2 separate regions of the Homo sapiens genome follow, and region 1 is linked to region 2. A link is a loop called in an ENCODE intact Hi-C map of the cell type or tissue named here. Cell type or tissue: endothelial cell of umbilical vein. All regions are shown on one strand. Each heading gives the region's core, and the rest is flanking DNA. Links, peaks and the distances in the headings are about the cores only.

Region 1 (4,349 bases), core at 162-2,661, 110 kb after region 2:
TCTTGCTCTATCGCCCAGGCTGGAGGGCAGTGGCACTATCTCGGCTCACTGCAACCTCTGCCTCCCGGGTTCAAGCGATTCTCGTGCCTCAGCCTCCTGAGTAGCTGGGATTACAGGTGAGCGCCACCATGCCCAGCTAATTTTTGTATTTTTAGTAGAGACAGGGTTTTACCATGTTGGCCAGGCTGATCTCGAACTCCTGACCTCAAGTGATCTGCCTGCCTTGGCCTCCCAAAGTGCTGGGATTACAAGCGTGAGCCACTGCGCCCAGCCTGGGGAGGTAATATTTTTACAACTCATGATTCTGTAACCAGTTGTGATTTAGAAATCACATTCTCTTGCTTTCTTTATCCCTCATGGACAACTCTGCATAAATAAGAGTATTCTCCATTCTTTAATAAGAAGAGACATTAAGTGACTTTACACAATCATGCACCTTGTAAGTTGTAGAATTGGCATAACCTAACCTTTCCAGGGTGCTAGTTCAAAGCTTCGTCCTCAAACTCATAACTTTGACCAAAGACAGTCAGTGGTAAAGGCTGTGAAAGTCAGGCATGGACCAAGTGCTTTCGAAGTATGGAAATGAGAGAGATCCTATTTGATGATGGGATTTTGCCAGGGCCTGTCTTAAACTTCAGCAGGATCCTAAGGGGGTCCATATGTAAGGAGAGGTGGCCGGTAAGGCAGTTGAGACCTTATATCTTCATTGAGAAATATGACCTTTATTGTCTATTTTTCTTGGAAGAGTTGTTGATAAATTACGTTACCATTGTTTAAAATCACACTGAGAATACTCTTTAGAAAATTTTTAAAACTGTTTCCAGCACTGAGTTATTTTCACTGGGAGCCATTTGTTCTGCTTGTCTACCTGGAGTTGTGTTTGGGCCACCAAAGAAGAGCCAGCTAACACTGCCTATGTGAAGCTCTGGCCCTGGTTCCAGGCGTGACCTCGCTGTTCTGAACAGGCCACAGTGCGTAGGGAGCAGGCAGAATTCTCTAACTTGTCTTTGGCTGGTTTCCCAGCAAAAGTAAATGTACACTGATGTAAAAAACAGTCCGTGTGGGCCTCAACACAAGGCCCTGTAAATTGTACCAATTTACCCCCATCTTGAGGACCTGGTGGATTTAAAAAGTATATCAAACTGCCTCCCAATAACAACACTCCCCTTAGAAGAAAGGGCCTGAGAAAGTGTCTCAGATAAGGGTAAGAAAAAGTCATGGGATGTAAGCATAAGCCTCCTAGCGGCCCTGCTGGGGGATCTAGCGAGCCGAAAACAGGTTCTTGGCGCTGCCATCTAGTGTTCTGTGGTGCTTCTGCAAGTACTAGCCTGGCTCTTCAGCTTTGCCATGCTTAGCAGCAGCGATGCTCACAGCAAATATCTACAGAAAGCCCATTAGGTATTCAGCAAGAATTTAATTATTTTGTACATAATAACTCAATAATTCCACATAACAACATTATGAATGTCCCTTAAATCTCATCTCATAGTTGTATAAACTGGTATTTAGTAGATCTTTCAAGTGGCGGGGCCGGTGTTGAATGCAGATACGCAGGCTGCAGAGCTGGAGCTCTTATTACTCCCTTATATTCCTCATCTCCATAAAGGGTGCAAAATATAATTAACAAATTAATGAACTCTGTGCATCTAACTGGTAGTACTAATTGGTGTTACAGACGTATTTACCTATCATCTGAGAGTCTGTTTAACCAAATTAATCACACCTGTGGGAACTGCACTATTATTTCCTTTGTTAATATCTCCTACCATACCCACATCATCTCACTTAGCACACTGCACTATAAGGCTCTATTGCCTTTGATAATAGAGGCAATAGAGGCTCTAGAGGCAATAGAGGCTCTATTTATCTTCCAGGTGCCCCAGACCTTAGCACTGCAGCTAACACAGGAAATGATCAATTAACTTTATAATGGATTGAAAATTATAGCTTACTGCTGAGCTTATAGTTGGCCTTGATGTTGGCACTAGAGTATAGAAATAAATGTGCTATCTTATCAAAGTGTTACTGTTAAAAAATAATTGTGTTGGCCGGGCGCGGTGGCCCAAGCCTGTAATCCCAGCACTTTGGGAGGCTGAGGCAGGCGGATCACAAGGTCAGGAGATCGAGACCATCCTGGCTAACACGGTGAAACCCTGTCTCTACTAAAAATACAAAAATTTAGCTGGGTGTAGTGGCGGATGCCTGTAGTCCCAGCTACTCGGGAGGCTGAGGCAGGAGAATGGCGTGAACCCGGAAGGTGGAGCTTGCAGTGAGTCGAGATCGTGCCACTGCACTCCAGCCTGGGCGACAGAGCGAGACTCCGTCTCAAAATAAATAAATAAATAAATAAATAAATAAATAAATATAATAATTGTATTGGTATTATATTTTAATTGAAAGTCCAATTCCAATTCATCCTCCCCAACAAACACATGCACACTTTCATTTCAGGCAAAACTGTATTTAGCGTACCCAATTCTCTTGAAGGAGAACTACTGCCTCATAAATGCAATGTAGTAATAGTCCCAAACTGAAAAGAATCCATGACATCACTAACTGGTAAATGAACAAACTGTGGTGTATCCATACAGTGGCATATTACCAAACAATTAAACTGTTAATATATACAACAAGATAAATCTCAAAAGCATGCAAAGTGAAAGAACCCAAACATCAAATTTAAGTTATTGTATGATGCTATTTATGTGAAATCCTAGAAAAGAGAAAGCTATGGTATTTGAAAGTACATCAGTGGAAGCCAGGGCCCAGGAGTGGGAGAAAAGTTTGAACTGCAAAGGGCATAAGGAAATTTGAAGGGTGAATACATAAAGGGAAATGCCCTTTATGTATCATGATCATGGTGGTGGTTACACAGCTGACTGCAACTGTGAAAATTCACAGAACTGTATGCTTACAATTTGTAACTTACTAGATAGAACTCAATAAACTGACAGAAACAAAAAAATACAAGAAAAATTAAAAGCTTGGTTTCTGATCTTCTAAGCATAATGGAACTGTGTTGTCAAACATGTAGCCAGATATGGCTCTTGAGCATTTGAAGTGTGGCTACTCAGAAATGGGTTGCTTTAGGTACAAAATACACATTGGATTTTGAAGATTTAGTTTAAAAAAGTTAAAGGATCTTATTAATTTTTTTATGTTGATCACATGTCCTAATTGTATTTTGCATGTATTGGGTTAAATGAAATGTATTAAAATTAATTTCACCCGCTTATTTTTAATGAGGCTACTTGAGTATGTAACATTACATATGTGGCTTCATTCTATTTCTAGTTCATTATATGTCTTTTTCCTATCTAATATGCGCTGTAGATATTCATCTAATACTCTCTTTAGACAGAGAAAAATTCTTGAGCAGAAAAAAGATTTGTAAGAGTTGAGGTCTCTTGTCAAAGCTGAGGCTTGGGAAAGAAATTGTGAAGGAGGGGAGCATACAGTTAGCATAGGTGACCCTTGCCCACACACCAGCAAGCCCTGACTGCCCACTGCAGCTAAGTGCAGCCCAAGGGAGATATGGGAGGCTGCCAGTTTCCAACTGAGGCCAAGTCTCCAGAGCAGTGTGGACGGGCTGAGAGAAGGCATTCTGACTGTGAGGAGTGCAGACGAGAAGAGCCTGCAGTCCCAGAGCCCAGTGCATCAAATTAGCAGAAGAAAGAGCCCAAATTCACAACCAGGTGGGACCAATTAAATCAGAACCAGACGCCTGAAAAAGGTCTGCTAACTAGCAACACTGCAAGCACTTGGAGTTCTTTATGCAGAATCTCAGTCTTTCCTGGAATGATTCAGAATCTGCACTTTAATATTAAAGTTCTCTAGGTGATTCTTACGCACATTAAGGCTTCAGAAGCACTGCCTTAGATAAAGGACCTTCTTTCCCAGGTGGATACAATTTAGGGTGCAAAACAGCTAGAAGAGGGAGGGGGACAGAGAATGGCCTGCTATTTAGATACGAAGCATCTTTTAGAATGGAAGCTTGCATCGATATCAAAATGGCTTTCAGAATAAAAATCAGTGACTCAGCAGGGGATACTGGGGCTGGTGTAGGCTGGGGGTTCAGAGTTAGGAATGACAGAGCGGGCCCGTCCACCAGCTGGGAGCCCTAGTGAAAGTGGAATAAAATAGGTGGCAGTTGCATTTATAAGTGAGTTGGGCATGAGTTCTTGCACTTTAGGAATAACATTTTTTTTTATCTTTGTGTAGGGTTATATTTAACCTATTATCTGCAATTGATTATCTAACAGGACTCAATAAATATTTGAATTGGAACATAATCAGTTTCAAAACAAAAAATTTAATTTCCACTTCAAAAGAATTTCTACCCCCTGCAT
Region 2 (9,726 bases), core at 6,563-9,062:
GTCTCCTGTCCCTTAGCTTCTCTGACCAAGGATAAACATCTTGGCAGCTAAATCTGCCAACATAACATATTTCTACCACTAGCTGATTCCCCCAGGAATTGCATCTACTTAACATTCCTTCCTCATACTCACAGCTGCTGGATTACCAGACAAGTTTCTGACCATGGTCAGTGGTTGTGGGTTCTTCTTTCCAGCAACCCTATTTGGTCACTTTGTCCCAGAACTCCTTAGTTTTCACTCCATAAATTATAGGACTGAGCATTGGAGGTACAAGGAAGTAAAGGTTGCCAAGAATGATGTGGACATGGGGTGGAATGCCTTGGCCAAAGCGGTGAGCGAGAAAAGAGAAAAGTGAGGGAGTATAAGAAATAAGCATGACACAGATGTGTGTGGTGCAGGTGTTGACTGCTTTGTGGTGGGCTTCCTTAGAAGAGAGATGCATTATAGCCTGGATGATTAGCACATAAGATGAAGCAATAGCTGAGAGATCCAGCCAGCAACCAACAAGGCCACCACCAGGCCATATATCCTGTTGACTGTAGTATCTACACAAACCATCTTCACCACAGCCATGTGCTCACAGGAGGTGGTGGGGATGACACGATTGGCATGATAGGGCATTTGCTGAAGGAGGATGGGCATGGGGAGAATAAAGAGGATAGCTCTCACCAAACTCACTAAGCCAATGAGTCCAGTGCAACTATTGGAAAGGATGGTGGCATAGCGCAAGGGCTTGCAGATGGCCACATAGTGGTCAAAGGCCATGGTCATCAGGACAGCTGACTGCATGGCAGAGATGGAGTGGATGAAGAACAGCTGAACCAGGCATCCTTCATAGCTGATCTCACTCTGGCCAAACCAGAAAATGCACAGCACCTTGGGAATGGTGGTTGTAGACATGCCCAGGTCTGTGAGGGCCAACAGACAGAGGAGCAGGAACATGGGTTTGTGCAGGGAGCGCTCTGTGGAGATGGTGAGGAGGATGGTGCAGTTCCCAAGCACCATAACGAAATACATGGAGGAGAAGGGGATAGATATCCATCTGTGTTTGTCCTCCATGCCAGGAATTCCTTGGAGAATGAAGAAAGAAGGGTGGCCCTGTGAGGCATTGCAAGCAGTCATGGTGGCACCCTGCCGAAGTACTTGTGGAGAACAACAAAGAGGCTACATGAGCTTCAATTTAAAAAAAGAGCTTCAACATGGAAAACAAAGATCGAAATGTTATACACACAAATGATTCTGAAATCATGACGCTATGTATCATAGGGTATAGTTGTAATAGTACAGTAGCAATAATGAAGTATAACTTCATTCATATCCAAGAGGATATATTTTATGCTAAATGTTTTTATTAAGGACAAAATGATTCATTATTAATAAAATATTAAATAAATTTTAATATATTAAGAAATAAACATGTATCAACTTAAAGAACAGAACTTGAAGTATGTACAGCAAAAATGCATGGCATACAAAGAGGAGCTGACAAAATGCAATATACTCCTTTCGGAAACCAAAAGATGAAATGTATTCAACACAACAGATTTTTTTTTAATTAAGATGACTTAAAAGCTTATAGTAGAATTATGCATCCAAAAATTAAAGAATACACATTTTCAGCAGATACAGGATATGAGGGAGTGGGAACCTTATTGATGAGAATGGTGCAATGATGATGAAGAATGAAGTGGGCAATGGGGTGCTGGACAGCTGAGGCTCACCAGAATATGAACATAAAGCCCACCCTCATCAAGAACACTTACCTGAAAGAGAGGCAGTGAGAGGATAGGCAGCTGGTCCCAGACACATTCTGAGAATGTGTATGTGTGAGTGTGTACATAGGTATGTAGGTATATCTTAAACACCCATATGACTCTTGGAGAGCACACCCGTGGCCTTGCATCTCTCCATACTTCACTTCTGGGCACCCAGAATCCACGGTGTGGTCTTTTAAGTAACCTAAGTAAAGGCCCTCAGGGTGCCCAGCATTAGCTCTTTGCTTACTTCTGCCAACCCCAACCTTCCACCTCCCAAAAGACAAGGCACAACTATTATTATGTGTAAAACTGACCCTGGAGGTTGCCTGAGCTCCCAAGAGATGAGGATAATTAGTCTTAGGAATTCAGGAAATGTTCCAGACTTTGCCAATCTTGGAGGAGTTTGAAGAGAGAGAGGGTGAAGATAAAACTGAATCAATGGATGGATGGATAAATAAGCAAACTGTGGAGTATATGTAGAATGCGAATATTGTTCAGGCTTAAAAAAGGAGGATATCCTGCCATTTGACGTAACATAAATGGACCCGGAGGAGATGATACTGAATTAAATAAGCCCATCACAGAGAGACAAATACCACATGACCTCACTTACATGTGAAATTTGGAAAAACGGGGGGTCAAACATATAGAGAATAAAACGATTACCAGGGTCGGGGTCACAGAGAGGAAATAGAGATATTAGTCAAAAGATACAAAATAGCAAACATGCAGAATGAACAAGTCAAAACACCTAATGTACAACATGGGCACTATAGTTAATAACAGTATATTGTATCAGGATTTTTGTTGAATGAGTAGATTGTAGCTGCTTTCGCTACATGAGGAAAAATGGATAACTATGTGAGATGATGAATATGTTAATTTGTTCCACTACAGTGGAACATATATATACTACAGATATAGATATGTTATAACATCGTGTTGTATACCTTAAATATACACAATAAAATTTATTTTTAAAACAAAGTTGAATCTGATAACTAGATTGGGGACTAGCAGTTTTGGCATTCTTTTTTTTTTCTGTAAAAAGAAAACAATCCAATTTTTATTTTTTTTTATTATTATTATACTTTAAATTTTAGGGTACATGTGCACAATGTGCAGGTTAGTTACATATGTATACATGTGCCATGCTGGTGTGCTGCACCCACTAACTCGTCATTTAGCATTAGGTATATCACCTAATGCTATCCCTCCCCCCTCCCCCCACCCCACAACAGTCCCCAGAGTGTGATGTTCCCCTTCCTGTGTCCATGTGTTTTCGTTGTTCAATTCCCACCTATGAGTGAGAATATGCGGTGTTTGGTTTTTTGTCCTTGCGATAGTTTACTGAGAATGATGATTTCCAATTTCATCCATGTCCCTACAAAGGACATGAACTCATCATTTTTTATGGCTGCATAGTATTCCATGGTGTAGATGTGCCACATTTGCTTAATCCAGTCTATCATTGTTGGACATTTGGCTTGGTTCCAAGTCTTTGCTGTTGTGAATAGTGCCGCAATAAACATATGTGTGCATGTGTCTTTATAGCAGCATGATTTATAGTCATTTGGGTATATACCCAGTAATGGGATGGCTGGGTCAAATGGTATTTCTAGTTCTAGATCCCTGAGGAATCGCCACACTGACTTCCACAATGGTTGAACTAGTTTACAGTTCAGTACCGTAAACTACTGTTTCAGTACTGTTTACTACTGTAAACAGTACTGTAAACTACTGTTTCAGTACTGTTTACCAACAGTGTAAAAGTGTTCCTGTTTCTCCACATCCTCTCCAGCACCTGTTGTTTCCTGACTTTTTAATGATTGCCATTCTCACTGGTGTGAGATGGTATCTCATTGTGGTTTTGATTTGCATTTCTCTGATGGCCAGTGATGGTGAGCAATTTTTTCATGTGTTTTTTGGCTGCATAAATGTCTTCTTTTGAGAAGTGCCTGTTCATGTCCTTCGCCCACTTTTTAATGGGGTTGTTTGTTTTTTTCTTGTAAATTTGTTTGAGTTCATTGTAGATTCTGGATATTAGCCCTTTGTCAGATGAGTAGGTTGCAAAAATTTTCTCCCATTTTGTAGGTTGCCTGTTCACTCTGATGGTAGTTTCTTTTGCTGTGCAGAAGCTCTTTAGTTTAATTAGATCCCATTTGTCAATTTTGGCTTTTGTTGCCATTGCTTTTGGTGTTTTAGACATGAAGTCCTTGCCCATGCCTATGTCCTGAATGGTACTGCCTAGGTTTTCTTCTAGGGTTTTTATGGTTTTAGGTCTAACGTTTAAGTCTTTAATCCATCTTGAATTGATTTTTGTATAAGGTGTAAGGAAGGGATCCAGTTTCAGCTTTCTACATCTGTCTAGCCAGTTTTCCCAGCACCATTTATTAAATAGGGAATCCTTTCCCCATTGCTTGTTTTTCTCAGGTTTGTCAAAGATCAGATAGTTGCAGATATGTGGCGTTATTTCTGAGGGCTCTGTTCTGTTCCATTGGTCTATATCTCTGTTTTGGTACCAGTACCATGCTGTTTTGGTTACTGTAGCCTTGTAGTATAGTTTGAAATCAGGTAGCGTGATGCTTCCAGCTTTGTTCTTTTGGCTTAGGATTGAGACTTGGCGATGTGGGCTCTTTTTTGGTTCCATATGAACTTTAAAGTAGTTTTTTCCAATTCTGTGAAGAAAGTCATTGGTAGCTTGATGGGGATGGCATTGAATCTATAAATTACTTTGGGCAGTATGGCCATTGTCACAATATTGATTCTTCCTACCCATGAGCATGGAATGTTCTTCCATTTGTTTGTGTCCTCTTTTATTTCATTGGGCAGTGTTTTGTAGTTCTCCTTGAAGAGGTCCTTCATGTCCCTTGTAAGTTGGATTCCTAAGTATTTTATTCTCTTTGAAGCAATTGTGAATGGGAGTTCACTCATGATTTGGCTCTCTGTTTGTCTGTCGTTGGTGTATAAGAATGCTTGTGATTTTTGTACATTGATTTTGTATCCTGAGACTTTACTGAAGTTGCTTATCAGCTTAAGGAGATTTTGGGCTGAGACAGTGGGGTTTTCTAGATATACAATCATGTCATCTGCAAACAGGGACAATTTGACTTCCTCTTTTCCTAATTGAATACCCTTTATTTCCTTTTCCTGCCTAATTGCCCTGACCAGAACTTCCAACAATATGTTGAATAGGAGTGGTGAGAGAGGGCATCCCTGTCTTGTGCCAGTTTTCAAAGGGAATGCTTCCAGTTTTTACCCATTCAGTATGATATTGGCTGTGGGTTTGTCATACATAGCTCTTATTATTTTGAGATACGACCCATCAATACCTAATTTATTGAGAGTTTTTAGCATGAAGGTTGTTGAATTTTGTCAAAGGCCTTTTCTGCATCTATTGAGATAATCATGTGGTTTTTGTCTTTGGTTCTGTTTATATGCTGGATTACATTTACTGATTTGCATATATTGAACCAGCCTTGCATCCCAGGGATGAAGCCCACTCAGTCATGGTGTATAAGCTTTTTGATGTGCTGCTGGATTCGGTTTGCCAGTATTTTATTGAGGATATTTACATCAATGTTCATCAAGGATATTGGTCTAAAATTCTCTTTTTTGGTTGTGTCTCTGCCCGGCTTTGGTATCAGCATGATGCTGGCCTCATAAAATGAGTTAGGGAGGTTTCCCTCTTTTTCTATTGATTGGAATAGTTTCAGAAGGAATGGTACCAGTTCCTCCTTGTACCTCTGGTAGAATTCAGCTGTGAATCCTTCTGGTCCTGGACTCTTTTTGGTTGGTAAGCTATTGATTATTGCCACAATTTCAGCTCCTGTTATTGGTCTATTCAGAGATTCAACTTCTTCCTGGTTTAGTCTTGGGAGGGTGTATGTGTCGAGGAATTTATCCATTTCTTCTAGATTTTCTAGTTTATTTCCATAGAGGTGTTTGTAGTATTCTCTGATGGTAGACTACTGGGTACATAACGAAATGAAGACAGAAATAAAGATGTTTTTTGAAACCAACGAGAACAAAGACACAACATACCAGAATCTCTGGGACACATTCAAGGCAGTGTGTAGAGGGAAATTTATAGCACTAAATGCCCACAAGAGAAAGCAGGAAAGATCCAAAATTGACACCCTAACATCACAATTAAAAGCACTAGAAAAGCAAGAGCAAACACATTCAAAAGCTAGCAGAAGGCAAGAAATAACTAAAATCAGAGCAGAACTGAAGGAAATAGAGACCAAAAAAACCCTTCAAAAAATTAATGAATCCAGGAGCTGGTTTTTTGAAAGGATCAACAAAATTGATAGACCGTTAGCAAGACTAGTAAAGAAAAAAAGACAGAAGAATCAAATAGACGCAATAAAAAATGATAAAAGGGATATCACCACCGATCCCACAGAAATGCAAACTACCATCAGTTTTGTTTATTTCTGCAAGCTGAGAAATCTGGGCAAAACAAGGCCCTCTAACTCACCCCCAGACCCACTGAGAGAGGCAGGGGAAAAGCACCCTAGATGAGTCACAGAGGCTGTCTATAAAGATTTAGACATGTTTTCTGGGGTGCAGGAAGAGATTGGAGAGCTGAGTGGAGCAGTGGCCCAGGTAGATGGCTGTTTTATGGCCAGAACTTCTGGGAACCGTGCAGGGATGGCTGATTTGAGCTCAGCTTAGGCTTCCCACAGGCTTTCTGGCACTGCCCAGAAGGATGTGGTTGCTGCTGCTGCTTGTGTGCTGTTATCAAGGCAGCAGCCGCTGTCAGGGCGCTCTAAAGAATGAGGTCTGTAATAAGTCACCCTATACTGTGCTAGTCTTGCTTACTAACTATAGCAAGATTACCTCTGGAGGGCATTTACGTAAGTCTCTAAGGTCTCTTTAGGGCTGCTGGGCAAAGTGATCTCGAGGAGCTCTACACCTCTTTTCTTTCCTATGAAATTGCAACAACTTGCTGCACTACAGGGTGTTTATCAGGGCCAGAGACCTGAGTAGAGTTATGTGGCTTGCAGAAGCCCACTGCCCATTCCCATTGACAGAGGGCCCTAAGCAGTGGCTAGAGAACTGTTTCACTAGCTTTCTCCAAACCCCTCTGTAACGAACAGACACCCACTAATTTCCACCTCTTTATACTCATGCCTTTATAAAATTTCTTCCTTTTTAGAGTAGGCAGAATTTCTGAATTCCTTATAAGCAACATTATGTGGCAAAAGTGATGGGATGTTACTACCATGGTTGTCTTATATTATGTAAGGCCTTCTCACTAAAATAGTCTTCTTCTCCTGTTGGCCTTGAAGAGGCAACAACCATAGTATGAACTACCTATTGAGAGGTTCATGTAGCAAGAAACTTCAGGCAGTCTTCAGGATCAGAGGGCCTAGGTCCTACACGAGCAAGGAACTGAATTCTACTAATAACCTAAGTTAGCTTGGAAATAGGTCCTTCCCTACTCTGACCTCCACATGAAAACTCATCCCAGCTGGCACTGTGAGTTCATTATGGAGAGATCGTGAAGGAGAAAACCCATCTAAGCTGGGTCCAGACTTCTGATCCACAGATACTGTAACATAACAAATGTTATCTTACATTTATCTTGCTACTAAATTTGCAATAGCCTATTTTAATGCAGCAAAGAAAGCTAATGCAACTTTTACCTGCATGGGTAAAATACTGTACATTAATATAATCTTTATTAATAATTCAATTGAAAAATGTTAAGGACTTTGATTCTTTACTCAGATTATTCTATTTCTTAAAACAGTTAATTATTTCAAAACTAAATTAGTATGCATTCTTAAAATTATTTTTCTCAAGTCAGAGAAAAGAATCCAAGAAAAAAAATAACATATACCACTCTTGTGTCAGTGCATATGTTCCATGAAATAGCAGAAGTTATTACAAATATACTATTATTTAATTCTCATAATATCACTGCCAGGTAGGTCTTATAAGGGCCACTAGGTGGCTATGTCATCATTATGTAAAATTCCACCTGTTTTCAGAATGCAAGTTTGTAACCATTCAATTATAAAGTTCATCCTCTACACCAAGAGGAGGGAACATTTTCGTCATGTCATCTGCAATAGCCTACTTGTCATAAAGTGCTTCCATGTCCTTCTTCCTCATTTATGGCTATATGTATTCAGATTATCAATTTACATTTGATGGCACCTAAAGTTTTTCTTAAAACTCCTGCAGATCAGCATTTCCTGGGCTCTCCCTTCTGTCCCCATCTCCTGGGAAATTGGCTGCGGCCTTCTCCATGGCAGTGTGGTACAGAGGAGTGAGCATAGGTGCTTAGTAACACAGGCCTGGTATTAATCCTGCCTCTTCTACTCAATAGCTTTGGGACCATCAGGAAAACTCTAACAGCTTATTGACTCCTTCAACCCCTTTATATAAATTTCTCTTTGGCCAGGCACGGTAGCTCACGCCTGTAATCCCAGCACTTTGGGAGGCCAAGACAGGCAGATCACCTGAGGTCAGGAGTTCGAGATCAGCCTGGCCAACATGGCGAAGCCCCATCTCTACCAAAAATACAAAAAAAATTAGCCGGGCATGGTGGCACGTGCCTGTAATCCCAGCTACTCGGGAGGCTGAGGCAGGAGAATTGCTTGAACCCAGGAGGCAGAGGTTGCAGTGAGCAGAGATTGTGCCATTGCAGTGAGCCGAGATCGTCCCATTGCACTCCAGCCTGGGCAACAACAGCAAAATTCCGTCTCAGAAAAAAAAAAAAAAATCTCCTTTTTATGATATTTGTACAGATTATCTTGGATAATGTTCATGTGTGTATCTATAATATATTTATACATATTATTATATGTATATATACCTATATGTATAGATATATGAATGAATGTGTATACATGTCTATATCAATCTCAAGCCAGGCACTTTCACACTATTCCTTTCTTCAAAGTCCAACAAATCTTGATGTGAATTCTGTACAATGGCATAACCTGCCCTAATTTATAATGTATACATGATGGTTAATTTTACATGCTAATTTGACTGGTCATAGATTGCCCGGATTAAACATTATTTCTGGTGGTATTTGTAAGGGTATTTCTGGTTGTATTTGTAAGGGTGTTTCTGGTTGTATTTGTAAGGGTGTTTCTGAAAAAGATTAGCACCTGAATAGCTGGACTCAGTAATGGCTACCTCTCCAAAGCTTGCCCTCCCCCAAGTTGCTGGACATCATCTAATCCATAAAGGATCTGAGTAGGAGAAAGGGTTGAGGAAGAAGATATTTGCTTCTTTTCCTGCCGCAGTACTTGAGCTGAGACATGTCACCTCATCTTTTTCTGCCTTTGTACTGGCATTTATACCATCAGCTCCCTGGTTCTTAGGGCTTCAGAGACACACTGACTTATATCACCAGCTTTTGGGTCTCTGGTTTCCAAATGGCAGATAATGGGAAGTCTTAGCCTCCATAATCAAGTAAGCCAATTCCTCATAATAAATACATATCTCTTATTGTTCTGTTTCTCTGGAGAACCCCGACTAATACAATATATTTCTTCAAGAATGTTTTGTGTCTTTGCTATCCTAGGTAGTTCTACTACTCATCCTGTGTTTGAAAAAAGACTTAAAAAAAAAAAAAAAGAAAAGTACCTAGGATGGTAAATGCAATGGTACACACAAGTGTTTCATTACGAGAAACAGATCTGAACAGCATAAGGCTGTCTCTTATCAAGGACAGCTGAGCCTAGACATGACCTTCTTTACTGGACATATGGAAACTCATATTATCTGCAGCAAGATTTTGGAAACTGAAGAATGAGACTTCAGTAGAGCCAGCTATTGTTTTATTGAAGCAAAAAGAAAACAGAACAAAAACAAAAAATTGTTTCCCAAGACATTGAAATGGCTGACATCTTTTCAGTAATAATCAGAACAATATTTATTTTTATATTTAAAATTCATAGAAAAGTGCCTTACATTTAATAAAAGTTTGTTTCTCAAAGTG

Evidence for each region. A loop is a pair of places that touch in the nucleus more often than their neighbours do. Peaks named below come from ENCODE experiments on the same cell type or tissue, not always from the same donor. Only the 100,000 strongest peaks of a DNase experiment are listed, where the experiment ranks them.
Region 1: a loop joins it to region 2, with 8 times the contacts of the local background. A loop is called at or near these places in 19 of 110 quality-filtered maps.

The regions. Positions count from the first base shown.
Region 1 is chr11:5,597,400-5,601,748 of GRCh38, reverse strand. The region is part of intron 1 of TRIM6 (tripartite motif containing 6); the gene reads right to left. All of the region lies in intron 1 of TRIM6-TRIM34 (TRIM6-TRIM34 readthrough), which reads right to left. It also overlaps a transcript of TRIM5 not described here. Among named protein-coding and RNA genes, the nearest start is that of TRIM6-TRIM34, 2.9 kb to the right of the region's middle. RefSeq lists an enhancer at 1,096-1,390. In endothelial cell of umbilical vein, for the core only: a CTCF peak has its summit at 1,269 (motif pointing left); a DNase peak (open chromatin) is centred at 1,238; H3K27ac peaks cover 432 bases.
Region 2 is chr11:5,710,686-5,720,411 of GRCh38, reverse strand. TRIM22 (tripartite motif containing 22) reads right to left here. Exons shown (of 8, transcript NM_006074.5): 8 at 9,549-9,726. It also overlaps the pseudogene OR52U1P. Among named protein-coding and RNA genes, the nearest start is that of OR56B1, 21 kb to the left of the region's middle. In endothelial cell of umbilical vein, for the core only: a CTCF peak has its summit at 7,717 (motif pointing right); no DNase peak of the experiment used is centred there.